Linked DNA regions of Homo sapiens: region 2 is linked to region 1. A link is an interaction called in ENCODE POLR2A ChIA-PET data of the cell type or tissue named here. Cell type or tissue: PC-9. All regions are shown on one strand. Each heading gives the region's core, and the rest is flanking DNA. Links, peaks and the distances in the headings are about the cores only.

Region 1 (16,957 bases), core at 4,101-12,100:
TGCACACCACCACACGGGGCTAACTTTTTTTTTTTTTTTTTTTTTAGAGATGGAGTCTTGCTATGTTGCCCAGGCTGGTCTTGAACTTCTGGGCTCAAGCAATCCTCCCAGCTCAGCCTCCCAAAGTGCTGGGATTACAGGCATGAGCCACCACCTCTAGCCTGAAACTCATATAATACATAGCAATTTAAGCTCCCACATATATTAATTTAGAAAGGATTGCAACTTAACAAACATTTATTGTGCCAGGCACTGCGAAAAGTGCTGAATATATAATAAAGATTGATTTGTACCTTTAAAACACTTACAATCTAAGAACAGAAAGACACTCCCAAACCAAATGATCATTACTTTATCATTTGGTAAGTTTTATTATAGGATAGACGTGTACACTACATGCACTTCAAGCTCAACGTGTCCAAAACTGAGTTTGTTGTCTTCTTCTAGGACCTCTTTTTCCATTGTTCCGTATCACAGATAATGGCATCATTAGTCACTCAGCTGCTTTGTTTAGAAACCTTGGAGTGATCCTTGAGTCCTTTCTCTCCTTCACTCTCAAAATGGATTTGCCATTTATCTGAAAGATCATTGTGAAGGACTGTAGGAAGGAGGAGGCTGGTGGCTGAGAAACTATTAATTGCATTAGTCCAGATAGCAATCGATGAGGTAGCAACCATGAGAATGGGGAAGAAGACAGAAGAGGGACTTGATGATTTTTAAGTATAGCCAGTGAGGAAGAGTTGGGGATAAGTTCCACATTTCTGGCTGAGTGGATGATGGAAGTCATGCATAGAGATGGGGATGGAGTGCGTAACTGTTTCAGGAAGGGAAAGATACAGGATTCAGTTTAGACATTTTGTGTTTGAGGTCTGGTGTGACAACCAAATATAATTTTAAGTACAGTACTGCCAACTCCCACTTTCCTGAGGTCATAAAAGGGCATGTTACTATGGTTAATTAAAAATCGATATGGATAATTCTTAAACTGTCCCTCTTTATTGCTCACGGCTTTCCTGGGTGTTCACAGTCTTCCTGGGCGCCCTGGTCACTGGCCCTGATCCAGCCACACCTTCTCACAGGTACTCTTATGAAAATTAAGCCCTGAAATAGGCAGAATATTGTCTGGTTTGAGTCTCACAACTTTTTCTCCTAGATAGAATTAAGGAGGCAATGAACAGCCAAAACAGAAACAGGAGGGAGTTGTGAGAGAGTAGCAAAGGGGTTGAATAATTTGAAGCATAGTTAATTGGCCTTTGAATAATCAGATTGCTACAAAAGTATCAGCTTATTTACTTTTGAAATATTATATTACCCCCATACCAGGAAAATAAAGGAATGAGGGGGAAATTACCTATAATCCAGTCACTCCCATAGGACCACTCTAAGCATTATGTAATACTATACTCGCTCCCATTTTTTCCCAGCCTCCTTTTCAAATGGTTATAAGTCACAGTGTAATCATTAATTGTCTAAAATGAATAGTGGTATCCTGGTGGCATAAGATAATTTTTATAAGTGGCCTTAGAGGAACATTGAATATAAAGTAAATGATCATTGTACCCTCTTTACCCTGCTATAAATCATTACTCTCTTTAAGGACATAGAAGGAAATGTGGGCTTATGTTCCAGGTACCTAACATACAAACAGGAAGTCGTGCAGACCTGAGACAGTCTGGTATATTAGCACTGAAATACAGCTACCTTTTAAATTAGTAAGAACTTTTTTTTAACTTATGTATGTTTTGTGGCATGGTAGCATGAAAAGATCACTGGTCTTAGAGGTGGGAGACTCAGGCTATAGTCCTAGCTTTGGCATTAACTGTGTGGTCTTGGGTTTAGTTTTCCTTCTGTACTAAATCAATTCAGATCTCCCGCATACCTGTCAGTGAGTGCGTTAATGTGACCCTGTTTGTCCGTGCCTGATACATGCCCACCCCTGAAGCTGGAGGTGAGATCACCCCTCTCTACACTAAAAAGACCTTGAGTCGGGAAAGAGTCCAGCCCCCAGAATTCCATGGGATGGGTTGTTACCAGAAGGGGAAATGGATTTGAGCAGGCAAAAACACTAGATGTTATCTAACTTTGTTCTCCGTATCTTTATCCCCAAAATGAAGGGATTGGTGTAAAAAGTTCTATTAATAAGTCTCTCTAGATCTGCCTTCACAGGATTGAAAGTACAGAATTGTACCAGTTGAAGTATGAAAAAAACTATGCTCTTCATTTGACTTCTAATTTGTGGTATCTACTCTCTATGACTTCAGGGCAATTTCATGAGTTCAGACCAGGAGTTTTAAACCAGGTTCCTGAGTGACTTTCCTGTTTTTGTGAGCTGTCTGTGTATACTTCCTGCAGAGAGAATGTTTTATTAATAGCAACATATGCCCTGAAACAACATACTTCTTTGACCCCAACACCGTTTTTATCTTTGGAAAACCGATGATGTGTTACTAAGTGTTAAGAATAGTTTATTATTTACTGTGCAGTTGCCAAACCGAATTTATTTTTACTCAAACTGGACAGTACCTGGCTAATACAATGACTCCCCCAAATTCAAGTTTTTCGCGGCATGTCGTCTTATTCTACAAGCTGGGAGAGTGTGTGAGATCAAAGGAATGTGCAAACAGGCCGGAGCCATGGCTCACGCCAGTAATCCCAGCACTTTGGAAGCCCGAGGCAAGCGGATCACTTGAGCTCAGGCATTCAAGACCAGCCTGGGCAACATGGAGAAACCCGGTTGTATTAGGGTTCTCTTAGAGGGACAGAACTAATAGGATATATAAAATATTATATATATATATCATATATACACATATATCATATATACATACATATATATCATATATATACACATATATATATCATATATATGAGAGTTTATTAAGTATTAACTTACATGATCACAAGGTCCCACAATAGGCTGTCTGCAAGCTGAGGAGCAAGGAGAGCCAGTCCAAGTCCTAAAACTGAAAAACTTGGAGTACAATGTTTGAGGGCAGGATCAGCATGGCAGAAAGATAAAGGCTCGGAGGCTAGGCCCATCTCTTTTTCACATTTTTCTACCTGCTTTATATTCACTGGCAGCTGATTAGGTTGTGCCCGCCAGATTAAGGGTGGGTCTGCCTTTCCCAGCCCACTGACTCAAATGTTAATCTCTTCTGGCAACACCCTCACAGACAAATCCAGGATCAATACTCTGTATCTTTCAATCCAATGAAGTTAACAGTATTAACCATCACACTGGTCTTTGCAAAAAGGACAAGAATTAGCCAGGCATGGTGGCACATGCCTGTGGTCCCAGCTACTTGGGAGGCCGAGGTGGGAGGATCACTTGAGCCTGGGGGACAGAGGTTGCAGTGAGCCTTGATTGCACTACTGCACTCCAGCCTGGGTGACAGAGTAAGACCCTGTCGAAAAAAAAAAAAAAAAAAGGAATGTGCAAACATACTTTAAGCATAATTTTGCCCTGACAACTCTTTTTTCCCCAATCTCTACTTGAACGATTATTTTTAATGGGACTGGCTCTGACAAAATAATCCTCACAGGACCTTTAAATTACATAATTAAGCAGAATAAAACAATGTATAATAAAAAGTTTCCTGTTCTTCAATTCTAATAGCAAATTTGCATATATATTCTCTCCATTAGCAAACTGGGATAATAATAGTGGCTCTCTATCTCAGAAGGTTGTTGAACTGATTAAAACGAGATAATGCATGTAAAATACGTGGCACAATGTTTGATGCAAACAAAATGGCCATAAATATTAGCTATTACTGTTTTACCATCCATAAAAAGAATATAATGCCTACCTCAGAGGGTGATTCTGATGATCGAAAGGGATACAAAGTGTTTAACAGGCCAGCACAGTGGCTTCACGCCTGTAATCCCAGCACTTTGGGAGGCTGAGGCGGGCAGATCACCTGAGGTCAGGAGTTCGAGACCAGCATGACCAACATGGAGAAATCCCATCTCTAATAAAAACACAAAATTAGCCAGGTATGGTGGCGCGCCTGTGGTCCCAGCTACTTGGGTGGCTGAAATGGGAGTATCGCTTGAGCCTGGGAGGCAGAGGTTGCAGTGAGTCTAGATCTGGCCACTGCACTCCAGCCTGGGAGAAAGAACAAAACCCTGTCTCGAAATTAATTAATGTAATTAAATGTTTAACATATGTTTAAAACACACATATATAAGCATATAAAGTGTTTAATATTTAAAAATAATTTCTGCTGCTGCTAATAGAAGAAATTTGTGGCTGTTTTTAAGGAATAATAGAATTTCCAAAATCAGTGTCTAGCAACATTTACCTTACTCATGAATTTAAAAAAACCTTCTGATTAGAATACCAGTTTCACTGCTGTTTAATAGTTTAACCCTATTTTGAATCAGCAAATTAGTGTTATGGTTAATTTTATATAAAACATAATGAAATGCATGTCCCAGCTCTGTCATCAAGCAGCTATTCCATCTTGGGCACATTCTTAATGTTTCTAGGCCTTCCTTACCTTATCTTTTAAAGGGCTATTATAATACTTATCTTGTGTACTTCCCATCATAATAATAAAATATTATGTGAGGTTGAAAATTTCCTTATCTTTAAAAGGGCTATAATAATACTTATCTTGTGTACTTTTCGTCATAATAATAAAATATTATGTGAGGTTGAGTTGATTAAAGAACCTTGTAAAGGGTCAAAAGAATAACAATCTGGCAGGGAGCGGTGGCTCATGCCTGTAATCCCAGCACTTTGGGAGGCCGAGGCAGGCAGATCACCTGAGGTCGGGAGTTTGAGACCAGCCTGACCAACATGGAGAAACCCCATCTCTACTAAACATGCAAAATTAGCCGGGTGTGGTGGTGCATGCCTCTAATCTCAGCTACTCAGGAGGCTGAGGCAGGAGAATTGCTTGAACCTGGGAGGTGGAGGTTGTGGTGAGCCAAGGTTGGGTCATTGCACTCCAGCCTGGGCAACAAGAGTGAAACTCCGTCTCAGAAAAAAAAAAAAAGTAACAATCTAACAATAATTTCTTGACTTGTCATGTACCAACTAAATGCCAAGCCTATGCTAACTGCTATATTTATATTGTCTCATTTAATTCTCACAACAGCTCCATTAAGTAGTTGCTATTTTTATGTTTATTTTACAAATGAGGATCCTAAGTCTTAGAGATGTTACGTAACTTGCTTAAAGTCACATTTCATATTAAATGTGCAAATAAACATCTATTCAAACTCCAGATTACTCTTAACCTTTCTACTATAAAAATGCAAGTTATTATTATTTTTGTATAATAAGCAGTTTTTTTTAATGACATCGTGGTAGGGAAGCCCATAGAGGTGATTATTCAAATAGTAATTTTTTTTTTTTATGAGACAGAGTCTCACTCTGTCACCCAGGCTGGAGTGCAGTGGAGCAATCTTGGCTCACTGCAACCTCCGCCCCATGGGTTCAAGCAATCCTCGTGCTTCAGCCTCCCAAGTAGCTGGGACTGCAGGCATGTGCCACCACTTCCAGCTAATTTTTGTTTTTGTTTTTGTTTTGAGATGGAGTCTTGCTCTGTTGCCAGGCTGGAGTGCAGTGGTGCGATCCCGGCTTACTGCAACCTCTGCCTCCCGGGTTCAAGCGATTCTCCTGCCTCAGCCTCCTGAGTAGCAGGGACTAAGGTCGCTAGCCACCCCACCCAGCTAATTTTTTTTGTATTTTAGTAGAGAAGGGTTTTCACCATGTTGGCCAGGATGGTCTCGATCTCCTGACCTGGTGATCTGCCCGCCTCAGCCTCCCAAAATGCTGGGATTATAGACATGAGCCACCACACCCAGCCTAATTTTCGTATTTTCAATAGAGACGAGGATTTCCATGTCTGTCAGGCTGGTTTCGAACTCCTGACCTCAGGTGATCCACCCACCTCTGCCTCCCGAAGTGCTGGGATTAGTCATGAGCCACCTCATCCGGCTCAAATAGTAATTTACTAACACATTTTACTCACACATTTCTGACATTTTTAAGGGAACAGTGGTAAATAAAAATGACTACTCCTTGAAATATGTGTTTAATTTTCTAGGGAGAGGTGGATCTTGTTCCTTTTTGAAGTAGGAGCCAGGCTAGCCAGTGTTCCCTTCTCCTCTAGGAGCCATACACTTGATGGACATAAAACATTGCAGAGAAAACAGAAGCCCTTTCTTCTAAAAAGATTACAACTCATATTTGCTTCAAATAAGACCTGAAATAGCTGCTCACTCCTAAAAGAGTATCTGAACTTTATGGGAAAAGAAGAGCACCATCAAGTAGGCAACCATTCCTGGGGAGAAGTTGATTTGGCTATCAGGTTAAATAAACATCTTTTATATTTCAATCTATTCCATGGTCCTTGTATTAGTCCATTTTCATGCTGCTGATAAAGACATACCGAAAACTGGGTAATTTATAAAGAAAAAGAGGTTTAGTGGACTCACTGTTCCACGTGGCTGGGGAGGCCTCACAATCATGGCAGAAGGCGAAAGGCACATCTTACATGGCAGCAGACAAGAGAGAATGAGAGCCAGGCAAAAGGGGAAACCCCCTTATAAAATCATCAGATTCAAATCTCGTGAGACTTACTCACTACCACGAGAACAATATGGGGGAAAACACCACCATGATTCAATTATCTTCCACCAGGCCCCTCTCACAACATATAGGAATTATGAGAGCTACAATTCAAGATGAGATTTGGGTGGGGACACATCCAAACCTTGTAAGTCCTCATCCAAAATAATTATTTTGCTTAATTTTAGACTATAGATTTTTATAAACAAACCTCTTTGAAGCACTAATAGCTGAGTTTTTCCATTATTAGACCCTTAGAGTCTTTGAAAGTAGGTACTAAGAAACTTGTGGTCTAGGGGTAAGAAGAGCTCTGCTGCTTGTTTAGGTTTAATTTTGAGCCACAAAATGACCTCAACTTTTATATAATTATACTATATCTTGGCTGTCAATTTATAATTGCCCACCAGAAAACCAAGATTGTTGATTCTTAATGAGGCAAACCCAGCAGTGTGATGGAGCCAACTCCTACATGCTGTGGATAATTGATTATTAAACATTTAAAATTTTTTAATCCCAACATTTTTGAAGGCTGAGGCAGGAGGATTGCTTGAGGCCAGGAAGACAATACCAGCCTGGGCAATATAGTAAGACTCTGCCTCTCTCTCTCTCTCTCTATGTATATGTATATATATATACATAATTTTTTTTAAATTAGCCTGGTGTGATGGCATGTGCCTGTAGTCCTAGCTACTCTGGAGGCTGAGGTGGAAGGATGTCTTGAGCCCAGGAATTTGAAGTTACAGGGATATATATATATCACTGTGATCTATCTATCTATCTATCTATCATCTATCTATCTATCTATCTATCTATCTATCTATCATCTATCTATCATCTATCTATATCTATCTATCTATCTATCTATCTATCTATCTATCTATCTATCTATCTATCATCATCTATCTATCATCTATCTATCTGTCTGTCTATAGAGAGAGAGAGAGATAATTTTTATGAGAGTTATATGAGGCAATGTTAAACCTTGGTAGCTTGAAATCAGACATGATGGGGGTATTTATACCTCAGAAAATGGCAAATGCTGCCAGTCAGGTCCTCCATTTCCCCGTTTCCTTTCTCCATGTATCCCCCACCCATCCACCCACCCAACCTGCCCTGAGAGCCTGTTCACCAGCACACAATTGAGTAGAGCCATCCTGTTTCCAGTGAAGTATCAGAAAATGAACCCCAGGCCTGATGCTCTGTTGCCAATGATCAGCAACCCGCTTCTCATCATACTTAGAAAATGGCAGCCCTCACAGCCTTGGTTACCAACCCAGGCAAATGTGAAACTCCAAATACCAATGGTAAGAGAATAATTTTCATCTCTGAAGGTCAGAAGTTCACTTTAAAGTGTCAGCTGCTGTTTGGCAATGATAGGTTGACATGGAGTACCAAAATATTCTAAGGTCTGTGGGAAATGAGTGACTCATTTTCCCAATCAGCAGAGTAGGGGAAATTCATCCCTCAAAACATGATGGGATTTTCCTTCCAATGTCATTAATCACAATGAATATGTTTGAGGATTATACAGTAACAAGGTGGGAGAAACTAGATCTCATGCAGTCAAAATACGTGAAGAACAGTTCTCCATTGGACTAGGTAATTCATTATTCTACTAATTTTGCCTTGTGTAAATCCTGCCTTCTCTGTATATCAGCCAGGCCAGAACTGTTCTAACTTGTACATTTCATCTTCCAGCGAATGTTCCAAGAAACATGTTTGTTTATTTTGTTTGTTTTCTGCAGATTTATCAGGACTTTATTTAATTCACCTGAGGCCTAACATAACATCTGACTCAAGCCTGTGAATATTTGTGTTTCTTAGTCTTTGGGCTCACAGTATAGAAATGAACTAGAAATGAACTAAAATCCTGGAAAACAATCCAGGGTCTTTGCCAAATAAAGAAATATATATTCCTTCAGACTAGGACTATACAGTACCTGGTTTGAATCTAGTGAAATCTCCCCCAACAATTGTGGAACCCATACACACTTTCAATTCTCATTCTTTTTTTAAGACCTTAGGAAAAAGAAACTACATCAGGCATCTTTATGAGACAGGTGAGCATGAAGTTCACGAAATTTTAAAATTAACATCTAAAGCAGAAATTCTCAATTGTGGCTCATATTAGAATCATCTAAGGGGCTTTAAAAAAATCTCAATATTCAGGCCACACCACAGACCAATTAAATGAGAATTTTGGGGGTGAGACCCAGGCATTGATAGTTTTTAAAGCTCCCTAGACAATTTCAATGTGCGCCAAGGCTTTTCTGTTTGTTTTTTATCTTTATTATTTATTTATTTATTTATTTATTTTCAATGTGCGCCAAGGTTTGAGAACCACTGACTTAAAGCAATAAACTTGGTTTTCTGCCAGGTGAGATTTATTCTGTGTTTAGTCACTCTTCCTAATATATTAGAAATCTTCATTTCCTTAGTGTCCGATTGCCCAGTTGTTGGCTTTAAGACTTTAAATAGACAATGAATCATGCATTAAAAACAATGATCTGGAATAGGCCAGCTACCTGATGTACCAAAGCTGTGATCATGTTACATCCTTGCTCAAAAAACTTCTTGGTTAATAAGATCTGATATTGGTGAAAGTACAGAGCAGAAAGCGTTTGAATACCTTCTTTAAGAGCATAAATTGATGCAAATTTTCCAGAGAGCAAATTGAAAGCATATCTCAAATTTTAATACATATATATCCAGCAATTCTACTTTTAAGAATTTAGTCTAAAGAAATAATTGGCAAGTGTGCAAAGGTATTCATACAAAGATATTGATAACAACATTGGTTATGTTATTAGTAATATATATTTTCTAGATATGTTTTCATTTCAGTGCATCCAAGCTTTTGAAATACTGGAGGCTTGTTCAAAAGCCTTAATAGTATATATTGATATGCAAAAGTGTTCACAACCCATTACTGAATTAAAGAAAAATACAGATTGCCAAAAAGCATGTCTAGTATAATTCCACATATGTTTTTAAAAAAAGATCTATATTTTTATAAATTTTAAAAGGCTGGGGCTAGGTGTGGTGGCTCATGCTTGTAATTCCAGCAGTTTGGGAGGCCAAGGCAGGAAGATCACTTGAGCTCAGGAGTTCGAGACCAGCCTGGCCAACATGGTGAAACCCCATATCTACCAAAAATACAAAAAATTAGCCTGGTGTGGGTGCACACCTGTGGTTACAGCTACTCAGGAGGCTGAGGTGGGAGGATTGCTTGAGCCTGGAGGCAGAGGCTGCAGAGAGCCTGCAATGAGCCACTTCCACTCTAGCTTGGGTGACAGAGTGAGACTCCTGTCTCAAAAAAAAAAAAAAAGTTGGAAAATTGTACCCAAACTATTAACTGACTGCATCTGAGGAATAAAATTATACCAAGATAGGAGGGGAAAGCTTTGCCTCATTCTTTCTACACTTGTGTATTGTTTGAATTTTTTAAATGTACATGTGTTACGATTATAATTTACACAATGCAAACATGTTAAATTATTTTTTACCCACCACTTTCTATAGAATAAAGTCTAAACTTCTTAGCTTTATATTTAAAGCACTCAACAATTTGTCCCTCAACTACCTTTTGCCAGTCATTTAGACAAGTTTGTTGATAGAATTGAATTTCACTTTCATCTCTCCTATTTATACTAACTTGAGCCCAACTGTTCCCACCAAATTTGCCTTCATATTTGATCTCTGGGAGTATCTTTTCCTTTGCCTGAAATGCTCTCACTCTTCCTCCCCGTTCACTAAAATCCAACCAAGCTATGAAGGCTCAGATTCAGTGCTATCAAGTAGAGCTCTCCCTCCCTTGAATTACTGTATTATATAATATCTGATACTTAAGAAATGAGTATATCAAACAGAGGAATGAATCCTCACAGTGAAGATCAAGGTCCTGTTTAGTTTTCTCATTTAGGAAATGGGGACATACTACCTATCACATTAGGTTATTGTGAGGATTTAATGAGATAATTATGAAAAACACTTAGGACAATACCAGAATATGGTAATTCATAGTTCAAAAAAGCTAGTATTACCATTATCTTTTTTAAACCATTGACATCTTATCTCTATAGACACTTAATCTCTGGATACCAGAAACTGCATGCTAGGTACTCGAGTATCCTTCTTCAAACTCTGTGCAGTAGAACCTTCTATGTGATACATACTAATATTTGTTGCTGATGGTAACAAAGATTATTAAATCTATATATGACTAACTTCATTTTATTTTATTTTATTTTATTTTATTTTATTTTTTGAGATGGAGTCTCCTTCTGTTGCACAGGCTGGAGTACAACTGGTGCTATCTCAGTTCACTGCAGACTCACTGCAGCCTCTACCTCCTGGGTTCAAGCAATTCCCCTGCCTCAGCCTCCCAAATAACTGGGACTGCAGGCATGCAACACCATGCCTGGCTAATTTTTGTATTTTTAGTAGAGATGGGGTTTCACCATGTTGGCCAGGCTAGTCTCGAACTCCTGACCTCAAGTGATCTGCCTTGGCCTCCCAAAGTGCTGGGATTACAGGCATGAGCCACTGCACCTAGCCACTACTAACTTTAAAAAATAACAAATCACTTAGTTTGGACAATATTATAACTTCATGGTGCCAAGAATAAAATACAGGCATACCTCATTTTATTATGCATCACTTAATTACACTTTGAAGATATTGCATTTTTTACAAGTTGAATGTGGCAACCTGGCTTCAAACAAGACTATTGGCACCATTTTTCCAATGGCATGTGCTCACTTCCTGTCTCTGTCATAGTTTGGTAATTCTCACAACATTTCAAACTTTTTTATTATTGTTGTATCTGTAATGATGATCTGTGATAAGTGATTTTTTTAAAAAATAGAGGTAGGCTCTCACTGTCACCCAGACTGGAATGCAGTGGCACAATCACAGCTCACTGCAGCCTCGATATTCTGGGATCAAGTGATCCTCCCACCTCACTATCCCAGGTAGCTAGGACCACAGGTCCATCACCTTGCCTGGCTATTTTTAAATTTTTTGTTGAGATAGGGTCTTCCTATGTTGCCCAGGCTGGTCTTGAACTCCTGGGCTCAAATGATCCTCCTGCCCCAGCCTTGCAAAGTGCTGAGATGGACCACAGGATCAACCACCACACCCAGCCATCGTCGTCATCTCCTCCTCCTCCTCTTCCTCCTCCTCCTCCTTCTTCTTCCTCCTCTTCCTCTTCCTCCTTCTCCTCCTCCTCTTCTTCTTTTTTTTTTGTAGCGATGAAGCCTTGCTGTGTTGCCACACTGGTGTTGAACTCCTGCCCTCAAGCAATCATCACACCTTGGCCTCCTAAAGCACTAGGATTGTGTGATCAGTGATCTTTAATGTTACTATTGTAATTGTTTTTGTATGCCACGAACTGCACCCATATAAGATGGTGAACTTAATCACTAAATGCTGTGTGTGTTCTTACTGCTTTACCAACTGGCTTTCCTTCATCTCTCACCTTTCCTTAGGCCTCCTATTCACTGAAACACAACAGTATGGAAATAAGGTCACTAATAACCAACCCTACAATGGTCTTTAAGTGTTCACCTTTCAGGTGAAAGGAAAAGTTGTGTGTGTCTCACTTTATATCAAAAGCTAGAAGTGATTAAGCTTCATGAGGAAGGCATGTCAAAAGCTGCATTAGGCCTAAAGCTAGGCCTCTTGTACCATACAGTTAGCCAAGTTGTGAATGCAAAGGAGAAGCTGTTGAAGGATATTAAAAGTACTACTCCAGTGAATACACAAATAATAAGAAAGCAAAGTAGTTGATATGGAGAAAGTTTTAGTAGTTGATATGGAGATAGAAGATGAAACCAGTCACAACATTCCCTTAAGCCAAAGCCTAATCCAGAGCAAGACCCTAACTCTCTTACTATGAAAGCTGAGAGAGGTGAGAAAGCTGTAGAAGAAAAGTTGGAAGCCAGCAGAGTTTCGTTCATGAGGTTTAAGGAAAGAAACTGTCTCCATAAAAGTGCAAGGTGAAGCAGCAAATGCTAATATAGAAGTACAACAAGTTATCCAGAAGACCTAACTAAACTCATTGATGAAGGTGGCTACACTAAATGACAGGTTTTCCATGTAGATGAAACAACCTTCCATTGGAAGAAGATACCATCCAAAACTTTCATAGCTAGAGAGATCAATGCCTGGATTCAAAGTTTCACATGACAGGCTGACTCTCCTGTTATGGGCTAATGTAGCTAGTGACTTGAAGTTGAAGCCAATGCTCATTTACCATTCTGAAAATTCTAGGGCCCTTAAGGATTATGGTAAATCTGCTCTATGCTGTGTAAATGGAACAACAAAGCCTGGATGACAGCACATTTGTTTCAAGCATGGTTTACTGAATAGTTTAAGCCCATTGTTGAGACCTACTGCTACAAAAGAAAAAAAAAAGACTTTTTTCGAAATATTACTGCTCCTTCACAAGGCACTGGACACCCAAGAGCTCTGATGGAGATGTTCAAGGGGATTAATGTTGTTTTCGTGCCTGCTAACACAACAGCCATTCTGCAGCCTGTGGATCAAGGAGTAATTTCAACTTTCGAGTCTTATTATATAAGAAATACATTTCATAAGGATATAGTTGCCAAAGATAGTAATTCCTCTGATGGATCTGGGCAAAGTACATTGAAAATCTCCTGGAAAAGATTCACCATTCCAAATGCCACTAAGAACATGCATGATTCATGGGAGAAGATCAAAATATCAACATTAACAGGAGTTTGGAAAAAGCTGATTCCAACCCTCATGGATGATTTTGAGGGGTTCAAGACTTTAGTGGAAGAAATAATTGCAGATATGGTGGAAATAGCAAGATGACTAGAATTATTATTTTTATTTTTTTATTTTTTTTGAGACAAAGTCTCACTCTGTCACCCAGGCTGGAGTGCAGTGGCATTATCTCGGCTCACTGTAACCTCCACCCCCTGGGTTCAAGCAATTCTCCTGCCTCAGCCTCCCGAGTAGCTGAGATTACAGGCACATGCCACCACGTCAGGCTAATTTTTGTATTTTTAGTAGAGAAAGGGTTTCCCCATGCTGGCCAGGCTGGTCTCAAACTCCTGACCTCAGGTGATCCGCCCACCTTGGCCTCCCAAAGTGCTGGGATTACAGGCATGACCCACCAAGTCAGGTAATTCTAGTTCTCATGGTGAGAACTAGAATTAGAAGTGGAGCCTGAAGATGTGACTGAATTGCAGCAATCTTATGATAAAATCTGAAGAGATGAGGAGTTGCTTCTTACGGATAAGCAAAGAAAGTGGCTTTTTTTTTTTGAGGCAGAGTCTTGCTCTGTCACCCAGGCTGGAGTGCAGTGGTACAATCTCGGCTCACTGCAACCTCCACCTTCCGGGTTCAAGCGATTCTCCTGCCTCAGCCTCCCAAGTAGCTGGGACTACAGGAGCGTGCTACCACGCCTGGCTAATTTTTTTTTTTTTTGTATTTTTAGTAGAGATGGGCCTGCCTCGGCCTCCCAAAGTGCTGGGATTACAGGCATGAGCCATGGCGCCTGGCCTGAAAGTGGCTTCTTGAGATAAAATCCACTCCTGGTGAAGATGCTGTGAACATGGTGGAAATGACCACAAAGGGATTTAGAATATTATATAAACTTAGTTGATAAAGCAGTGGTAGGCTTTGAAAGGATTGACTCCAATTTTGAAAAAAAGGTCTACTGTGGGTAAAATGCTATCAAACAATATTGCATTCTACAGAGAAATCTTTTGTGAAAGAAAGAATCCATCAATGCAGTGGACTTCACTGTTGTCTTATTTCAAGAATTTTTCACAGCCATCCCAGTATTTAGCAACCACCAATCACTCTGATCAGTCAGCAGCCATCCACAGTGAGTCATGACACTCTACCAGTACAAAGATTATGACTCACTGAAGGCACAGATGATTGTTGTCATTTTTAAGCAAGAACGTATTTTTTAGTTATGTACAGTTATTTTAGACATAATGCTATTGAACACTTAATAGATTACAGTGTAGGCTGGGTGTGGTGGCTCACGCCTGTAATTCCAGCACTTCAGAAGGCCGAGGTGGGCAGATTACTTGAGGTCAGGAGTTCGAGACCAGCCTGGCTAACATGGTGAAACCCCATCTCTACTAAAAACACAAAAATTAGCCAGGCTTGGTGGCAGGCACCTGTAATCCCAGCTACTCGGGAGGCTGAGGCGGGAGAATCACTTGAGCCCGGGAGGTGGAGATTGCAGTGAGCTGAGACTGCAACACTGTACTCCAGCCCGGGCAACAGAAAGAGACTTCATCTCAAAAAATAAAAAAATAAAAAAAGTAAAAAAAAAGATTATGGTGTAAACACAACTTTTATATGGGCTGGGAAACAAAAAAATGCATGTGACTTACTTTTTTTGTGATATTTGCTTTATTGCAGTGGTCTGAAACTGAACCTGCAATATCTCCAAGGTATGCCTGTACCAACAGGAGATTATAATACTAAAACATTGCTGCCCTAAAATATACAAATAAAAAATATGCTCTTTCTTTGGTGAAATCACAGAATATAGGATAAGTCATTTTCAGAATTCTATTTTCATAAACACAGTTGACACTTACAAGATGCTGGACAAGTATAGTGAAGTATTTACAGAAAACACCAGATGAGTTTGGTTTATTTAATATATTTTTGGCAGATAACACACCATACTTCAGTAGAAGACTCCATGTGTTCTAGAGTTTTCACATATGGGACTTTATATGCAGCCATAGAAATAGAGTGCTGTACTCCAACAATCATAGCAAGAATGACCAAGTCTCGATATGCTTAGTTCCTCATGTTTTTCTAGCTTAAAATCACCACTAGATTACAGTTTTAAAATCTCAGTAACGTTATTGGCAGGCTGATTGGAACAGTTTCTGTTCTCACTTAATCCCACCGGACAGACATGATCTGTGTGTCCTGGCACAGTGCCATTGAAACAACTGGAGTCACCTGATACAGTACATTACTCTAGGATAAAGAAAGTCAGATTGTTATTTTATCTTTGGAGGCCTAACAAATATTTTGCTGAGCATAGCTTCTTCTTTTTTAGTTTGTGTGTCCATATACTACTTTATAGGTTAACAGACTTGGTCCCTCAGCACTGTGTGTCTAACTTTAACTGTGTCTTCATTGGGGTCAACACCTTGCTTTGTAGTCAAAAATGTCAAAATGTGAATCATTAAGAAAAGATAATATATACCTTACCTATTTTATTTAAACTGATAAATGTAAGTAACTCAGCAATCTTTTGAAGGAGGGTCAAAGCCTTCATCTTTAATCTCCTGGTTATCCAGTTGTTGTTGTTTTTTTTAAGTAGAGATAGGGTCTCACTGTGTTGATCAGGCTGGTCTTGAACTCCTAGCCTCAAGATATCCTCCCACCTCAGCCTTGCAAAGTACTGGGATTACAAGTGTGAGCCACCGTGCCTGGCCTTTTTTGGTTTTTGTTTGTTTGTTTCTTTTTTAAGAGTGAGGCACTCAAACTGACCAACCAATAAAACTAACCAGCGTGTATGATATGAGTTCATTTATGTAAAACATATAAAGATAATAGAATAAAAGATAGAGTTAGAGAACGTCATGATAATAAGCAAGTGTAAAAAGCAGGTTGCAGAATCATATGTTTAGTATAGTCTTGTTCTGGTAAAGCAACAAACCAACACTTTGCATATTTATATATATACTAAGTGAACAAGGAGAAAAGTGTGGAAGGCTGTTATAATAGTAAACATGAAGTAAATGGGAAGACATGGAACCTGGAATGTGACAGGGGAGGAGGAAAATAGTTTTGTTTTTAGACATCTTTGTATTGTAGTGAATTATTATACAAGCATGTTGTTGTCCATTTGTTAACATGAAATAGATACTATGATTATTGGCAAACTGAAAATAATTTATTAGAAAAATATTAGAATTAATGTGAGAATTTAGTAAGATTGTCAGATAAAAATAAAAATCCATTGTATTTCTAAAATTGGCAACAAGCTGTTGGAAAATACCAGTTATAATAGCAACACGAAGTGTAAAGTACCTGGGAATAAATCTAATAAAACATGTGCAAGACTTGTATGAAGATTATTATACTTTATTGAATGACATTAAAGGAGGCTTCAATATCTGGAGAGATAAACCATCTTCATGGATAGGTAGATTCAAGATTTTATAAATACCAATTCTCACAAAATTGATCTATGGCTACAACAAAGGTATATATGATAGTGTGTTATTGGTAGAAGGATAAACAAATAGACCAGTGGAACAGACTGGAAAGTCTAGAAACAAAACTATACATTATGGAATCAGCTGAAGAGAATTGTCTTGCTCAAGGTATGCACCCTCCCTGGGGGCAGCC
Region 2 (16,957 bases), core at 5,862-13,861, 190 kb after region 1:
TGTTCATATGCTTTGCCTACTTTTTGATGGGGTTGTTTTTTTCTTGTAAATTTGTTTGAGTTCATTGTAGATTCTGGATATTAGCCCTTTGTCAGATGAGTAGGTTGCAAAAATTTTCTCCCGTTCTGTAGGTTGCCTGTTCACTCTGATGGTGGTTTCTTTTGCTGTGCAGAAGCTCTTTAGTTTAATTAGATCCCATTTGTCAATTTTGGCTTTTGTTGCCATTGCTTTTGGTGTTTTAGACATGAAGTCCTTGCCCATGCCTATGTCCTGAATGGTATTGCCTAGGTTTTCTTCTAGGGTTTTTATGGTTTTAGGTCTAACGTTTAAGTCTTTAATGCATCTTGAATTAATTTTAGTATAAGGTGTAAGGAAGGGATCCAGTTTCAGCTTTCTCCATATGGCTAGCCAGTTTTCCCAGCACCATTTATTAAATAGGGAATCCTTTCCCCATTTCTTGTTTTTGTCAGGTTTGTCAAAGATCAGATAGTTGTAGATATGCGGCATTATTTCTGAGGGCTCTGTTCTGTTCCATTGGTCTATATCCCTGTTTTGGTACCAGTACCGTGCCGTTTTGGTTACTGTAGCCTTGTAGTGTAGTTTGAAGTCAGGTAGCGTGATGCCTCCAGCTTTGTTTTTTTTGGCTTAGGATTGTCTTGGCAATGCAGGCTCTTTTTTGGTTCCATATGAACTTTAAAGTAGTTTTTTCCAATTCTGTGAAGAGAGTCATTGGTAGCTTGATGGGGATGGCATTGAATCTATAAATTACCTTGGGCAGTATGGCCATTTTCATGATATTGATTCTTCCTACCCATGAGTATGAGATGTTCTTCCATTTGTTTGTATCCTCTTTTATTTCATTGAGCAGTGGTTTGTAGTTCTCCTTGAAGAGGTCCTTCACATCCCTTGTAAGTTGGATTCCTAGGTGTTTTATTCTCTTTGAAGCAATTGTGAATGGGAGTTCACTCATGATTTGGCTCTCTGTTTGTCTGTTATTGGTGTATAAGGATGCTTGTGATTTTTACACATTGATTTTATATCCTGAGACTTTGCTGAAGTTGCTTATCAGCTTAAGGAGATTTTGGGCTGAGATGATAGGGTTTTCTAGATATACAATCATGTCATGTGCAAACAGGGACAATTTGACTTCCTCTTTTCCTAATTGAATACCCTTTATTTCCTTCTCCTGCCTGATTACCCTGGCCAGAATTTCCAACACTATGTTGAATAGGAGTGGTGAGAGAGGGCATCCCTGTCTTGTGCCAGTTTTCAAAGGGAATGCTTCCAGTTTTTGTCCATTCAGTATGATATTGGCTGTGGGTTTGTCATAGACAGCTCTTACTATTTTGAGATACGTCCCATCAGTACCTAATTTATTGAGAGTTTTTACCATGAAGGGTTGTTGAATTTTGTCAAAGGCTTTTTCTGCACCTATTGAGATAATGATGTGGTTTTTGTCTTTGGTTCTGTTTATATGCTGGATTACGTTTATTGATTTTCATATGTTGAACCAGCCTTGCATCCCAGGGATGAAGCCCACTTGATCATGGTGGATAAGCTTTTTGATGTGTTGCTGGATTCAGTTTGCCAGTATTTTATTGAGGATTTTTGCATCAATGTTCATCAAGGATATTGGTCTAAAATTCTCTTTTTTGGTTGTGTCTCTGCCTGGCTTTCGTATCAGGATGATGCTGGCCTCATAAAATGAGTTAGGGAGGATTCCCTCTTTTTCTGTTGACTGGAATAGTTTCAGAAGGAATGGTACCAGCTCCTCCTTGTAACTCTGGTAGAATTCAGCTGTGAATCCATGTGGTCCTGGACTTTTTTTGGTTGGTAAGCTATTAATTATTGCCTCAATTTCAGAGCCTGTTATTGGTCTATTCAGAGATTCAACTTCTTCCTGGTTTAGTCTTGGGAGAGTGTTATGTGTCAAGGAATTTATCCATTTCTTCTAGATTTTCTAGTTTATTTGCGTAGAGGTGTTTTTAGTTTTCTCTGATGGTAGTTTGTATTTCTGTGGGATTGGTGGTGATATGCCCTTTGTCATTTTTTATTGCGTCTGTTTGATTCTTCTCTCTTTTCTTCTTTATTAGTCTTGCTAGCAGTCTATCAATTCTGTTGATCCTTTCAAAAAACCAGCTCCTGGATTCATTAATTTTTTGAAGGGTTTTTTGTGTCTCTATCTCCTTCAGTTCTGCTCTGATCTTAGTTATTTCTTGTCTTCTGCTAGTTTTTGAATGTGTTTGCTCTTGCTTCTCTAGTGCTTTTAATTGTGATGTTAGGGTGTCAATTTTAGATCTTTCCTGCTTTCTCTTGTGGGCATTTAGTGCTATAAATTTCCTTCTACACACTGCTTTGAATGTGTCCCAGAGATTCTGGTATGTTGTGTCTTTATTCTCATTGGTTTCAAAGAACATCTTTTTTTTCTACCTTCATTTCGTTAGGTACCCAGTAGTCATTCAGGAGCAGGTTGTGCAGTTTCGATGTAGTTGAGCGGTTTTGAGTGAGTTTCTTAATCCTGAGTTCTAGTTTGATTGCACTGTGGTCTGAGAGACAGTTTGTTATAATTTCTGTTCTTTTATATTTGCTGAGGAGTGCTTGCTTTACTTCCAACTGTGTGGTCAATTTTGGAATAGGTGTGGTGTGGTGCTGAAAAGAATGTATATTCTGTTGATTTGGGGTGGAGAGTTCTGTAGATGTCTGTTAGGTCTGCTTGGTGCAGAGCTGAGTTGAGTTCCTGGATATCCTTGTTAACTTTCTGTCTTGTTGATCTGTCTAATGTTGACAGTGGGGTGTTAAAGTCTCCCATTATTATTGTGTGGGAGCCTAAGTCTCTTTGTAGGTCCCTAAGGACTTGCTTTATGAATCTGGGTGCTCCTGTATTGGGTGCATATATATTTAGGATAGTTAGTTCTTGTTGAATTGATCCCTTTACCATTATGTAATGGCCTTCTTTGACTCTTTTGATCTTTGTTGGTTTAAAGTCTGTTTTATCGGAGACTAGGATTGCAACCCCTGCCTTTTTTTTGTTTTCCATTTGCTTGGTAGATCTTCCTCCATCCGTTTGTTTTGAGCCTATGTGTGTCCTTGCATGTGAGATGGGTTTCCTGAATACAGCACACTGATGGGTCTTGCCTCTTTATCCAATTTGCCAGTCTGTGCCTTTTAATTGGAGCATTTAGCCCATTTACATTTAAGGTTAGTAGTGTTATGTGTGAATTTGATCCTGTCATTATGATGTTAGCTGGTTATTTTGCTCATTAGTTGATGCAGTTTCTTCCTAGCCTTGATGGTCTTTACAATTTGGCATGTTTTTGCAGTGGCTGGTACCGGTTGTTCCTTTCCATGTTTAGTGCTTCCTTCAGGAGCTCTTTTAGGGCAGGCCTGGTGGTGACAAAATCTCTCAGCATTTGCTTGTCTGTAAGGTATTTTATTTCTCCTTCACTTATGAAGCTTAGTTTGGCTGGATATGAAATTCTGGGTTGAAAATTCTTTTCTTTAAGAATGTTGGATATTGGCCCCCACTCTCTTCTGGCTTGTAGAGTTTCTGCCAAGAGATCAGCTGTTAGTCTGATGGGCTTCCCTTTTTGGGTAACCCAACCTTTCTCTCTGGCTGCCCTTAACATTTTTTCCTTCATTTCAACTTTGGTGAATCTGACAATTATGTGTCTTGGAGTTGCTCTTCTCGAGGAGTATCTTTGTGGCGTTCTCTGTATTTCCTGAATTTGAATGTTGGCTTGCCTTGCTAGATTTGGTTAGTTCTCCTGGATAATATCCTGCAGTGTTTTCCAACTTGGTTCCATTCTCCCCGTCACTTTCAGGTACACCAGTGAGACGTAGATTTGGTCTTTTCACATAGTCCCATATTTCTTGGAGGCTTTGTTCGTTTCTTTTTATTCTTTTTTCTCTAAACTTCTCTTCACGCTTCATTTCATTCATTTCGTCTTCCATCGCTGATACCCTTTCTTCCAGTTGATCGCATCAGTTACTGAGGCTTGTGCATTCGTCACATAGTTCTCGTGCTGTGGTTTTCAGCTCCATCGGGTCCTTTAAGGACTTCTCTGCATTGGTTATTCTAGTTATCCATTAGTCTAATTTTTTTTCAAAGTTTTTAACTTCTTTGCCATTGGTTTGAACTTCCTCCTTTAGCTCGGAGTAGTTTGATCTTCTGAAGCCTTCCTCTCTCAACTCATCAAAGTCATTCTCCGTCCAGCTTTGTTCCGTTGCTGGTGAGGAGCTGCGTTCCTCTGGAGGAGGAGAGGTGTTCTGATTTGTAGTTTCTGGTTTTTCTGCTCTGTTTTTTCCCCATCTTTGTGGTTTTATCTACCTTTGGTCTTTGATGATGGTGATGTACAGATGGGTTTTTGGTGTGGATGTCCTTTCTGTTTGTTAGTTTTCCTTCTAATAGTCACAACCCTCAGCTGCAGGTCTGTTGGAGTTGACTGGAGGTCCACTCCAGACCCTGTTTGCCTGGGTATCAGCAGCACTGGCTGCAGAACAGCGGATATTGGTGAACCGCAAATGCTGCTGCCTGATCATTCCTCTGGAAGTTTTGTCTCAGAGGAGTACCTGGCCGTGTGAGGTGTCAGTCTGCCCCTACTGGGGGGTGCCTCCCAGTTAGGCTACTTGAGGGTCAGGGACCCACTTGAGGAGGCAGTCTGCCTGTTCTCAGATCTCAAGCTGCGTGCTGGGAGAACCACTACTCTCTTCAAAACTGTCAGACAGGGACATTTAAGTCTGCAGAGGTTATTGCTGTCTTTTGTTTGTCTGTGCCCTGCCCCCAGAGGTGGAGCCTACCGAGGCACGCAGGCCTCCTTGAGCTGTGGTGGGCTTCACCCAGTTCGAGCTTCCCAGCTGCTTTGGTTACCTACTCAAGCCTGGGCAATGGCGGGTGCCCCTCCCCCAGCCTCGCTGTGGCCTTGCAGTTTGATCTCAGACTGCTGTGCTAGCAATGAGCGAGGCTCCATGGGCGTAGGACCCTCCGAGCCAGTTGCGGGATATAATCTCCTGGTGTGCGGTTTGTTAAGCCCGTTGGAAAAGCGCAGTATTAGGGCAGGAGTGACCCGATTTTCCAGGTGCCATCTGTCACCCCTTCCTTTGACTAGGAAAGGGAATTCCTTGACCCCTTGTGTTTTCCAGGTGAGGCGATGCCTCACCCTGCTTCGGCTCAGGCATGGTGTGCTGCACCCACTGTTCTGCACCCACTGTCCGGCACTCCCCAGTGAGATGAACCCGGTACCTCAGTTGGAAGTGCAGAAAACACCCGTCTTCTGCGTCGCTCACGCTGGGAGCTGTAGACTGGACCTGTTCCTATTCGGCCATCTTGGCTCCTCCCAATTTCTCGATTAAGACATTTTTAAAAAGTGAAGATAGTCTCTGTATGTTTAGCTTGTAAAAATTTGTTTTAAATACCTATTTATCAAGGATGATGATCTTGAATAATTTTCTGTTAAATATACTTATCTGTCAGAAACAATACCAATAAAATGTCAATAGAGACATTCGTATTTATATACACACTTATATACGTACACACATAAAACTAACAAAAATAGAAATTTCAATGGAAATTTGGTATTTTCTTCATGATTTCATTATTAATCATCTCTTCTTCAGAAAATATAGTTCAGAAGATTATTTCATAGTTTAGGTAATAACTGGTTCAAAAGATGAAATGTTAATGTACTGCTAGTAATTATCTGTCGGTGAGATTTGGGGACTTTTTGATACATTTCTAAAATGTTTTCATTTTGAAAGATAAAATGGTAATGATAAATGCAATAGTAATCACAGAAGATGGGATTATTCAACAAACAGTGCTTTTTGAAAAACTTACAATTTTGATAAATAGGATTAAGATTAATAGATTAAGGTAAAAGTTATATATCAAGAAGGAATTCTGAAAGCAGAGACAAGGAGTTCAACCTGGTTGAATTAAAGATGTATTTTGAGAACATTTGATAATAAAGTATGAATATTAGAAAGTCATAATATATAAAGTTTATTTGGTATTTACAAAGTGCCAGAAACTACTATCACTGTACAGTTACCTTGCTATACAAATATTTCTCAATTTTCACATGAGTCCTGTGTGATATTTTTATTATCTCATTTTACCATAAGGAAATTTAGGCACAGAAGAGTTAAGTAATTTTCCCAGGATGATATGTGTTACGTAGTGTAGAGGAATGACTTTAAAAGCCTATCAGAAGAATTTCAAGTTGACACAATAAACAAAAGAGAGCCACTATTATTTCCTGAGCATATAGAGTATTTTAGGATATCTTAGGCAAAAGTGTTCAGGATGAATTGATAAGAAGTAGCTTAGGAAACAGTTTCAATAATAAAACAGCCAAATGAGAGATACTTGAGCTGGGGTTTTGGCTCTCGTGGTGATGAGTCTGAAAAACACTTGGGTTAAAATTGTTTAGTTTTAGGGATGGAATGAGAAAAAAGATTGAAGAGGTAGCCAAGGTTTCTGATTTGAGATATTTGGTCATTAACCTTATTTAATTAATTAATTTTTTAAATAGAGACAGGGTCTCACTATGTTGCCCAGGCTGGTCTCAAACTCCTGGCCTCAAGCAATCCTCTTGCTTCAGCCTCTCAAAGTGCTGTGATTACAGATGTGAGCCACCATGCCCTGCCAAATCAATATTTTTTTAAAGTTCTGGTAGTTAAGGAAATGAAGTCTTTAAAGCATTGTGGTATAGTATAAAAGTTTGGCAAAAAATAGCTTAGTTGGTTTTGAATATATTGAATTTGATGTGATGACTGTGTGCAAGTAACATGGAACACAATACGATACTAGGTTTAGTGATGCAAATTTGAGATACAAACCATGTGAATGAGTGAATTTTCCTAGGCAGTAATTATGTGGGATAAGAAAAAAGTGTGTTTTTAAGAGACTGAAAAGATACATTGTTTTAAGTAATGTTAAATTGCTAAGATTGCTAGACATACTTATTATTTCAAAGAGCAGCCCATTCCAATTCAGTGATATGTACACCCTTAAGATTTCTTCACCATCTTTCATCTTTTCCCCTCTTACCCACCATTAACTGCTAGAAATTTATTATTTTAAGGCAGGATGGTTTGAATAACCAAACATTTGTACCTAGATTTTACCTTTGTTCTTCCTTTAACCTAGGTAAGTGGTTTTCAAACTTTACTATATGGGGTCTATAAATAAAACTGTACATTCCGAGTGATTTCAGAGATTTTCAGATTAATTTTGACCTGTGTGTGTGTGTGTGTGTGTGTGTGTGTGTGTGTGTGTGTGTGTGTGTGTGTGTGTGTGTGTGTGTGTTTTGCTTTGTATGTGAACCAGCATCCATTTATTTGTTATCCCATTTTCCAGTAAGGAAATTCAGGCGCAGAATAATTAAGTAATTTTCCCAGGATGATATATATGTTATGTGAAGGAGGGGGAACAACTTTAAAAGCTGGTCTGAAGAATTTCAAGTTGACACAATAAATAAGGTGAAGCCACTGTTACTTCCTGAGCAGATATAGTACTTTAGGTTATATAATGTTAGATGTGGTTCTTTTGAGTTGTCTGAGAGTTTAATGTGATTCTACCACCAGCCTCCTAAAAATAATTTTATTCAGTAAAAATAATCCTTAATATTGAAGCATAATTTGAGTAATTTGCCAGTGAAAATTAACTCTTTATTTCTGCAAGTCTCTCGTGGGGATGCTTTCTTTTCCTATGTTCAAAACATTCTAAAATCATGTAATTCTGAAAATTGTCCCTGTTTTATTTATATAACAACTTTGTGCTACTTTGATGCTTATTCATTAGATGGTGTAATCAGAATGTATGGGCGTTAGAAGCAGATTGAAAGTGCTACATAAATATATTACTAATTAACTACTTTAATAGCAGCAGGATTTAGACTCCAAACTTCATTGATTCAAAGTGGTAGAAGATGATGGAGGATCTCTATTCACTCCCCTACACCCACCATCTTAATTCTAATGGCAAAGTAGACATTTAAAAATTTTACCCTGGGGGCTTTCACAGTGCCTGCCCTACCTCATGAGGTCAGTTCCCAAATTAAAATTTGCTACTTTACTCAGCTGAGAGTTAGTAGTAATAATCTATTGAAGCTTAAGTAGTTTTTAAACCTTTTAATAGTCACCCCTCTTAACCTCCCACTGCCAAAAATAAAAAAAAAAAAACAAAAAAAACTGTACCTGGAATTCAAAGATACAAAGTAGATGTCACCTTGAAAATTTCAAGATTTATTTAATTAATAAGCAAAATTTGAAAAGGAATAAGAACTTTTTATTTCAGAGGTGAATGGTTACTATCAGCATTTACTAACATTCCTTATGAGAACTCAGATATTAAGCATTCCAAACCATAATATGATTAACACAACATGGTAAGTGTTACGTTCACTCGTTATTATACAACTATCAGTATGTAATGAACAACATTGCCCAGGACATTATGCCTAGCATTTAATTGAGCACTCTACAATGTGTTGTGACAGGAAGCAGTTTTACGTGGATGTCTGCACAAACCTGAATTTAAAACCAGACCTGTTTTGAGCTTCAGCTTTATTCATCAGTAAAATATTTACAGTAAGCTCATGTGTTTGGAGATGACAGAGAAAGCTTTGCTACAAGATCTGTCTAAAGGGTTAATCAGGCCACTTGAGTCAATAACACATTAAAGCTCTCTGCACAGCAAATGTGTGTGTCTGTTATTTATGTATGTATGAATGATTTCTTTGTTTTTTTTTATTCCAGTCAAATGTTTATGAAACCTCCAGATTGCCTCGTTAAATCCTTAACCTTGGTGAAATGGTTTGGGAAAATGCAGGTCTGGGCTATAAGTTTAGCTTTTTCTTTAGTCACTACTTTAGATTTCACAGAATAACTGGAAGTGTACATGGTAATTTTATAGATCTTTTTCTTTATGGAATCCTGTATTTCTTGGCATTAGACGTCAACTTCAGATTTTGAGAAGGAATGTATTTGCTAAGAGTAATACAGAAATGCTTGTTATGATATTTCTGTATTAATAACAAGCCATGCTCAAAATGTGGTTTCATCCAGTTTGACCATTAAGCCCTCAGCACTCAGGGACATGACTAAAGGCACTCACATGGAAGAACGGCAGTTCATAACACTGGGAATAAACAAGTGGAACAGCGGGAATCAGGCAGTGTGTTTATTGAGGTACATCTTCAGGCAGTACTGGGATTAGCAATTAGGTATTCATATGAATTCAGTTTGTGAGAGGATTCCATCAATGGCTCTTCAAATTTAAGCAGCAAAGGCCACCACTAACTCCTAAAATATAGTGATCTTTAATACCAGTTTATTTGAATGGGGAAAATTTGCCACACATTTTCTCGTTTTCTTCTTCTTGTAATTTTAGAGCAGCAGGAGCATTTTAAAAGTTATACTCACCAAGCCTGGGCAAGGTGGTGAGACCCTGTCTACATGAAAAATAAAAAAACTAGCCAGGCATGGTGGTGCACACCTGTGGTCCCAGCTACTCAGGAGCCTGAGGCAGGAGGATGGCTTGAGCCCAGGAATTTGAGGCCAGCCTGGGTAACATAGCAAGACCCATGTCTCTTTAAAAAATAAAATTAAAAAGGGTATATCATAAATTCGCGTATGTTAAAACTATTCTCTAATGCAAGATATTTTTCTAAACATTTAGAAATTGAAATGTGGTCCGGCACAGTGGCTCATACCTGTAATCCCAGCAGTTTAGGGGGCTGAGGCAAAAGGATTGCTTGAAGGAAGGAGTTTGAGACCACCCTGGACAAGTGTAGTGAGACCTCGTCTCTACAAAAATAATAATAATAATAATAATAACAACAACTAGCCAGGTGTGGTAATGAGGACCTGTAGTCCTGTCTACTCAGGAGGCAAGATCTTTGAGCCCAGGAGTTTGAAGCTGCAGTGAGCCAGGAGCTTGCTATTGTACTCCGGACTGGGAGTCTACCTCTTAAAAAAAAAAAAAATTTTTGAAGTGGTATTTTTTGCAAATATATTTTGTGTTATGTATATTTAAACACTCAGTTTGTTTAATATGTTAGAATTTGCATAAAATGAAGTAGATTCTCTAAAAATTCATTTGACTTAGAATTACTGGGTGTTGGTAAAATTTATCTTTATATAGAGAAATTAATTTCTGTTCTGTATATGACTTTAGATACACATACATCAGCATATGGCGTCAACTCCTATTTTCTGACATATATATCTAAGATGTGTTAGGAGTAAAGGAAATAGCATTCTAAAAGCAGTTATATGTCTGTACTTTCTTCCTTTGCTTAAACATGTGAATGGTTGTATTTACGTGTAATTTGTGTATATGTATATGTTGTCATATAAATACATGGTAAATGGTTCCAATTTCTTTCACTAATGAAAATTAGTGTTGCATGATACTTCTCTGGTTTTGGGGTTACTTGTAAATAAGTCTACGTATATAACATGTCTCGTGGATTTTGCATGCTACACTAATCTCTGTTAAATCTATCCCCTCTTTATTCAGAGCATGCTGTCAAGGTCCTTTAATTCCAATTTTACTACTGTAAGCAGTTTTCACTGTGGCAGCTCTAGGGATCTGCATGGCAGCCAGGGCAGTCTTGCCTTGAGTGTTGCAGACAGAAGAGGTTCTGGTGGGCACATTTTTCGAGTGAGTACCTACACTAGACCAATACTTTTAGCTTGTAGAAGAGAAAACCCCAAATTTTAAGTGTTTTAATGTTTCCAGGAAAAAAAATGTTTACTCTGGGTTAGAAACCTTGATTTCCTCTGAGTTCTTCCATGGCTTAGTTCTAAATCTTTCTTCAGAGCTGATAAATTCATTATCTCCTGAGTTTCTTTGGTCATAAACTAATGATGTAGTCAGCCCTTGTTTATGCAAAAAAGTGAACAATAGGAATAACTGAGAGATCTTCAAAAACTATTCTTTGTAGTATGTTTTCTCTTAATATTAAACTTTTCTATTCCTAAGGATTTTAAGGCTATGCTATATGTAATCCATAGACCTGTTACAGGGAGGAATAATTTTAACTCCAGTGACTGAGAATTGACTGAGAGAAAGCACTACCCTGAACTAATGTTAATCATAATTCACTGAGCATGATTAACTGTGAGACTGGAGAAATTGTAATAAGTGTCAGTGAAAAGACAAAGCACAAATCCTTTCTTACTCACATTTTACTAAACATTTCCTTAGTAGTGAAGAAGAAAGGTTTATGATTTTAACCAAAATTCAGTGTGGGGGATAAAAAGGCAGAGAAAGAAAGAACAACTCTGGCATGGCCCTGTTTTAAGATTTTTTTCCCATAACAACTTGAAGTAGTAGCATGGTCTCTAGAATATTTCCTTCCGCCCCTCTCCTTCAATCCCGAAAAGACTGTTTTGTCTCTAATAACCCTGTTTTATCCCCTCCCCATAGTTTCCTTGTGAAGTATTTGCTTACTTCTGGGTCCTTTACTTCTACCTGAGCGATGGTATCCCCCATTTTAATATATCCCTGGCTTTCTTCTGGTGTTACAGAATAGGAGCAATCTCCTGGATTCTCTTGGCTCTGGCTGTACCTGACCTAGACGTATGCTGTCCTCTGTCACCTGCCACCATGTGATTCCTATGCTGTTAAGAGTGGCAGCAGTTACGTTGAAACCTCCCAATTTTATTTATTTATTTATTCATTTATTTATTTATTTATTTTGAGGCGGGGTTTTGTTCTTGTTGCCCAGGCTGGAGTGCAATGGCGCGATCTCAGCTCACTGCAACCTCCGCCTCCCGAGTTCAAGCGATTCTCCTGCCTCATCCTCCCAAGTAGCTGGGATTACAGGTGCGCACCACCACACCCGGCTAATTTTTGCATTTTTAGTAGAGACGGGGTTTCACTATGTTGGCCAGAGGTCTTGAACTCCTGACCTCAGATGATCTGCCCGCCTCAGCCTCACAAAGTGTTGGGATTACAGGCATGAGCCACCGCGCCCAGCTAGGAACCTCCCAATTTAAAAGATGAGAGAGAAGGGTGATAACTATCAGTCTCTCATTCCAAGAGTCCCTGGGGGTAAAGATCAGTGGCTTTTATTAACTCAGGGGTAATCTTTGCCATTTATAGTCACCTGGAGCAATTGTATTTTCCACATTCTTTTATAGTAACATTTTGTGCTTGTTTTTTTTTAATTTGGAGCCTTTGAATACATTGAATTTTACTTCTACATTCATGGTGTGCTTGTTCTTTTAAAAAGTAGATAAACATAGTTATACATTCACACTTGAGTTAAAATTTCAAGCTGAGAGCTAAATTCATTTATGTATTCTAAAAGCACATCTCAAAAAGGGAGAAGGAAAATAAAGTATTCATTGCATAAATACACAAAATTAGATCACGTCTAAAAATTCTAAGCCATGGTTTGAACTAACTGCACATGATAGATGTGTTGCGGATATAATTTCTAAGATTAAATTCGAAATCCTTAACTCTATATGTATGCTGTAGTATGTCATAACAAAGTAGATTTTAGATTAATTTTTCAATATGATGATGTAGTTTGCATTTCTATGTTGCTAGCCGTAAACTGTTTTGAATGTAACAATAGTGCTATTTATCACAATCTGTTTTGTTTTCTAAAATATATATAGGGATGTGTTTAGAACTAAAATTGAAGTGAAAAACATATGTGTCTTGCTTCCTGGCATATTTATAATAATAAAATATTCAGGGGCCCTGTGCAGTGGTTCACACCTGTAATCCCAGCACTTTGGGAGGCCGAGGCAGGAGGATCACTTGAGCCCAGGAATTTGACACCAGCCAGGGCAATGTAGGGAGACCCTGCCTCTTCCCCCTCCCCGCCTACAAAAATTAGAAAATTAGCCAGGCATGGTGACACCACAACTGTTATCCCAGCTACTCAGAAGACTGAGGTGGGAGGATTGCTTGAGTCCAGGAAGTCGAGGCTGCGGTGAGCCTTGATCACACCACTGCACTACAGCCTAGGTGGCAAAGTGAGACTCTCTCCAAAAAGAAAGAAAGAAAGAAAGAAATATTCAGGGGTAATGAGATTGAGTCTTATTTTTCCCCTAAAGCTATCAGCTTGGTAAACTATAATACAGGGATATTATTTGGCCTATAAAGATATTAACCAGTTAATTGGTTTTAATAGCATTTCTCCATATCAGTACTTCTGAAACTATTGAACTCATATCAATGTGGCAGAATTAAGCTAAAGCAAATTTTATATTCATTTCACACCCCAATCTTATCCCAATAAAATAAGTTTTGTAAGACTATAAGTGTATTGGTTCTGCTTGTCATTAAAATTTAGGGGAAAAAAATCCCATGGGGTACTGTTCTATTGAAAGAACAGCAGTTAATTTTTTTTTTTTTTTTTTTACCAAAAATCTTTTTATAGTGCTCAACATGAGTGTGTTTTAGTTGGTCTTAAAATTTGAGACTCTAAACTTTGATTAATAACTATATTTGTTGTTCAAAGGTATTAAAAGCTAGGTATTACTGTAAGTAAAACTAAAAGGAAAAAATAACATGCAAAATTCATCTTCTACATGTGTGTATTGTACATAAGTAGATTAACAATATGTTTTCATATAAGCTTTTCATACATACAAAAATATCTTGCTATGTACCTTTGGAAGAAGTGAAAGATACTAATTGATGGCAGTAATGATGGCAGTGTTTGATTTGGGTCTTCATCTTTGCACTATTTGGCAATATTTTTTCCTAATCTTCTCTCAAGTGTCATCCTCTTGGTTTCACATCTTAAAGAACATTATTTGTTTACTTTTTATTTCCTGCTCATTAGAAGCATCCCCAGACATCCAGTTCAGGAGATCCTTGTCAAGATGGTATATTCATTTCAGGACAGCAGAACTACTCATCAGCCACACTTAGTCACAAAGATGTTCCTCCAGACAGCTTGATGAAAGTGGGTGCTCGGGAAAACAAAATGTAGTATCTGTGAGCTTTCTATATTTTGCAGCTTTTGGACTAGATATTATATGTGCTTTAGATGAAAATACTTTTTTGAGGGCTTTCCCCCCTTTATTAGTAAGGATTTTTAAAATATCAGAAATACAAAATAGAATTTGACCCTGTCTACTATTTCTCAGTTCATTTCATGATTTTTCTACCCTGGAGAATTATTTTATTTTTGCATTTAGATTTCTGTTATATAGTACCACCTATTTATTTTTTCATTTGAATCAAGGCCTTTTTGGTATTCCTGATAGTAAAACTATTTGGAGAATTGAAAATGAACTTGTGTTAAACTCTTCATTCTAGGATCTTTTACTATTACTAAAGTCAAATGTAATTACTTCAAATGATAATTAGAAATCATCTTGAAAGACTTTTGTATATGGTAGAATAGATGATGGTTGTGTTTTTAGTACTTTTGTTGCAATTATCTATGTATGGCCAGTGCCAGACAGATAATTTTTTACTATCCTCCCTCAACTATTTTTTCTTATTTTCTTAACTGATTCCATGCCTCTAGTATGACCAGATATAATTATGAAGCATAGTTATTTATTACATAAAACTTCTATGTTGCTCTTCAGAGTAGCTACCTGGTCATCTAATATATAAGTTCATAAGTCATCTAATACTTAAGTTCATCTAATATATAAGTTCTTAAGTTTCTATTATTTTACCCTCTTTTAATTGAGCTTTGTCATCCAGTTTTTTCTCATTACATATATTTTGTGGCTTAGGGTTACTGAGTTTAATACTTTCTAATTTCCTGAGCCATCTGCTAATTGTAGCTTAATATATTCCATGTGTATGTTTAACACTGATGTAGGCAAGACCAAATATTTGGTGTCAGGGAGTCTTAAGGTCAGTAGTAATTGTCACCTGGATTTTACCCAGGAGAAAGATACTGAATTTGCATGTAGGAATAAATGGTATAAACGTAGAGAAAATCATGGGCTATCTGCAGAATTGTATGTAAGTAATAAAGCAACAGCAGAACCAGTTAATTACTCATGGGCAAATCAGTTGCATTAAATCTACAGTGATCAAGTAATAAACAGGTTTTTTTCCTCCAGAAATGTAGGGCTAATATAGCCCTTCATTTTCCTTCTCTCCAACCAATATAAGATTTGTCAGTAACATCCTTGTGTCCTATCACAGAATACCCATGTGTGTTCCTAGACTTCAGAATTTAACTAAGTTCTCAAGTATAACACAGTTTAACAGTGAAATAGAATGCCTTTTTTAAAAATACAAATCTATACCAAAGCTAAACTACTTTATATCTTTCAGCAAGGTTCACCAAGAAAAGCATGCAGTTCTGAAAGTGTTGCCATATCTTTCTGCAAACTTTTCTATTTGGGTTAATTTAGGGAACTGGACCTCAACTATTTCCCTCATAGTTTTCCCATAATTTCCTTGTCTATGAGATTTTCTGTCTGTTAATAACCAACAAGGAAATTATAAGTTAATAGCTGAACCATATTTTTCTACACAAAAATCTTTTTATATGCAAATATTTGTAATATGACTGTAACCTCTTTTTTGTTGTTGTTTAGAGATGGAGTCTCGCTCTGTCACCCAGGCTAGGGTGCAGTGGCATGCTCATAGCTCACTGCAGCCTCAAACTACTGGGCTCAAATGATCCTCCTACTTGAGCCTCCCAAGGAGCTGGGACTACAGGTGTGCACCACCATGCCCAGCTAATTTTTTTTTTTTTTTTTTTTTTTTTTTAGAGATGGGGTCTTGCTGTTTTGCCCAGGCTGATCTTGAACTCCTGGCCTGAAGCAATCCTCCTGTATAGGCCTCCCAAAATGCTGGGATTATAGGCATGAGCTACTGCACCCTGCCTCTTGTTTTTAAGATAGATTCCTCATGCTAACAGAATAAGCTATTAGCCACATTTCTACAAAGGTGATTTTAAGTCAGGTTTATTCTCTAAAAATGAGAGGCATTAAAACAAAGATAGTTCTCTAACAACAACAAACTAATAATTTAAATTTTTTTGCTGTTTACTTTATGAATAGGGTAGAATGTCAACATTTAATTTTTATGGCTAATAGTCTATGGAATTAATAATAAGAGATTATAAACGTTGCTAACATACACACAAGGAATAAATCAGTTTTCTACATAGATAGCTGAATTGACTTGTTAATTTTGGAAAAGAAGGAATAAAAGCAGAAAAATAAATTTGGAAAGAATTTTACCACAAAATTAGTTTTTTTCTGAAGAAAAACGTCAGCAAATGTACCTTTTGTGTATGTGTGTTTGATTTAGTATGGGAAAAGATATGCATCTCATAGACTGGCTTAAATTTTAAAATTTTGGTATACTATGTGCCATTTTAACATTTGGTTATTATAAGATAGATACATCTAAGAAAATACAAGTGTAGCTCACAAAAAAGCAAGTAATTTAAAATGTAGATATGATGTACTTCCATTTGAAAGCTTAAAAAAGTGAGTGTAACAACAAGCACTCAGGAAACTTTAGAATTAAGACATTAATAGCTTATTTCTTTTAAGTTTTAAAATTATAGAAAAATAGTAAGTGGCATGGTATTGTTTGACTTAATTAGAATGTGAAAACTCTAGTGCTTTTGTAATGCTCCAAGAAGAAATCCAAATATTTGAAATAAGACATTATTATTGGTCATTTTAAGATACTTCATGTTTTTCTTAGATGCCTTTGAGTAATGGACAGATGGGCCAGCCTCTCAGGCCTCAGGCAAATTATAGTCAAATACATCACCCCCCTCAGGCATCTGTGGCAAGGCATCCCTCTAGAGAACAACTAATTGATTACTTGATGCTGAAAGTGGCCCACCAGCCTCCATATACACAGCCCCATTGTTCTCCTAGACAAGGCCATGAACTGGCAAAACAAGAGGTAAGAATAATCAAGACTATTTGAAATATGGGACTAAGCTTTTTATGTATTTTTATAGGTTACTTAATTATTAGTAAA

Evidence for each region. Peaks named below come from ENCODE experiments on the same cell type or tissue, not always from the same donor. Only the 100,000 strongest peaks of a DNase experiment are listed, where the experiment ranks them.
Region 2: POLR2A ChIA-PET joins it to region 1 with 15 read pairs; 2 of 35 experiments call an interaction of 5 or more read pairs at or near these places.

The regions. Positions count from the first base shown.
Region 1 is chr5:65,865,386-65,882,342 of GRCh38, forward strand. No RefSeq gene overlaps it. Among named protein-coding and RNA genes, the nearest start is that of ERBIN, 53 kb to the right of the region's middle. In PC-9, for the core only: no CTCF peak of the experiment used is centred there; DNase peaks (open chromatin) are centred at 5,996, 7,966 and 9,056; H3K27ac peaks cover 2,670 bases.
Region 2 is chr5:66,058,352-66,075,308 of GRCh38, forward strand. It overlaps ERBIN (erbb2 interacting protein), which reads left to right. Exons shown (of 26, transcript NM_001253697.2): 22 at 13,818-13,940; 23 at 16,673-16,879. Among named protein-coding and RNA genes, the nearest start is that of SREK1, 77 kb to the right of the region's middle. In PC-9, for the core only: no CTCF peak of the experiment used is centred there; no DNase peak of the experiment used is centred there; H3K27ac peaks cover 812 bases.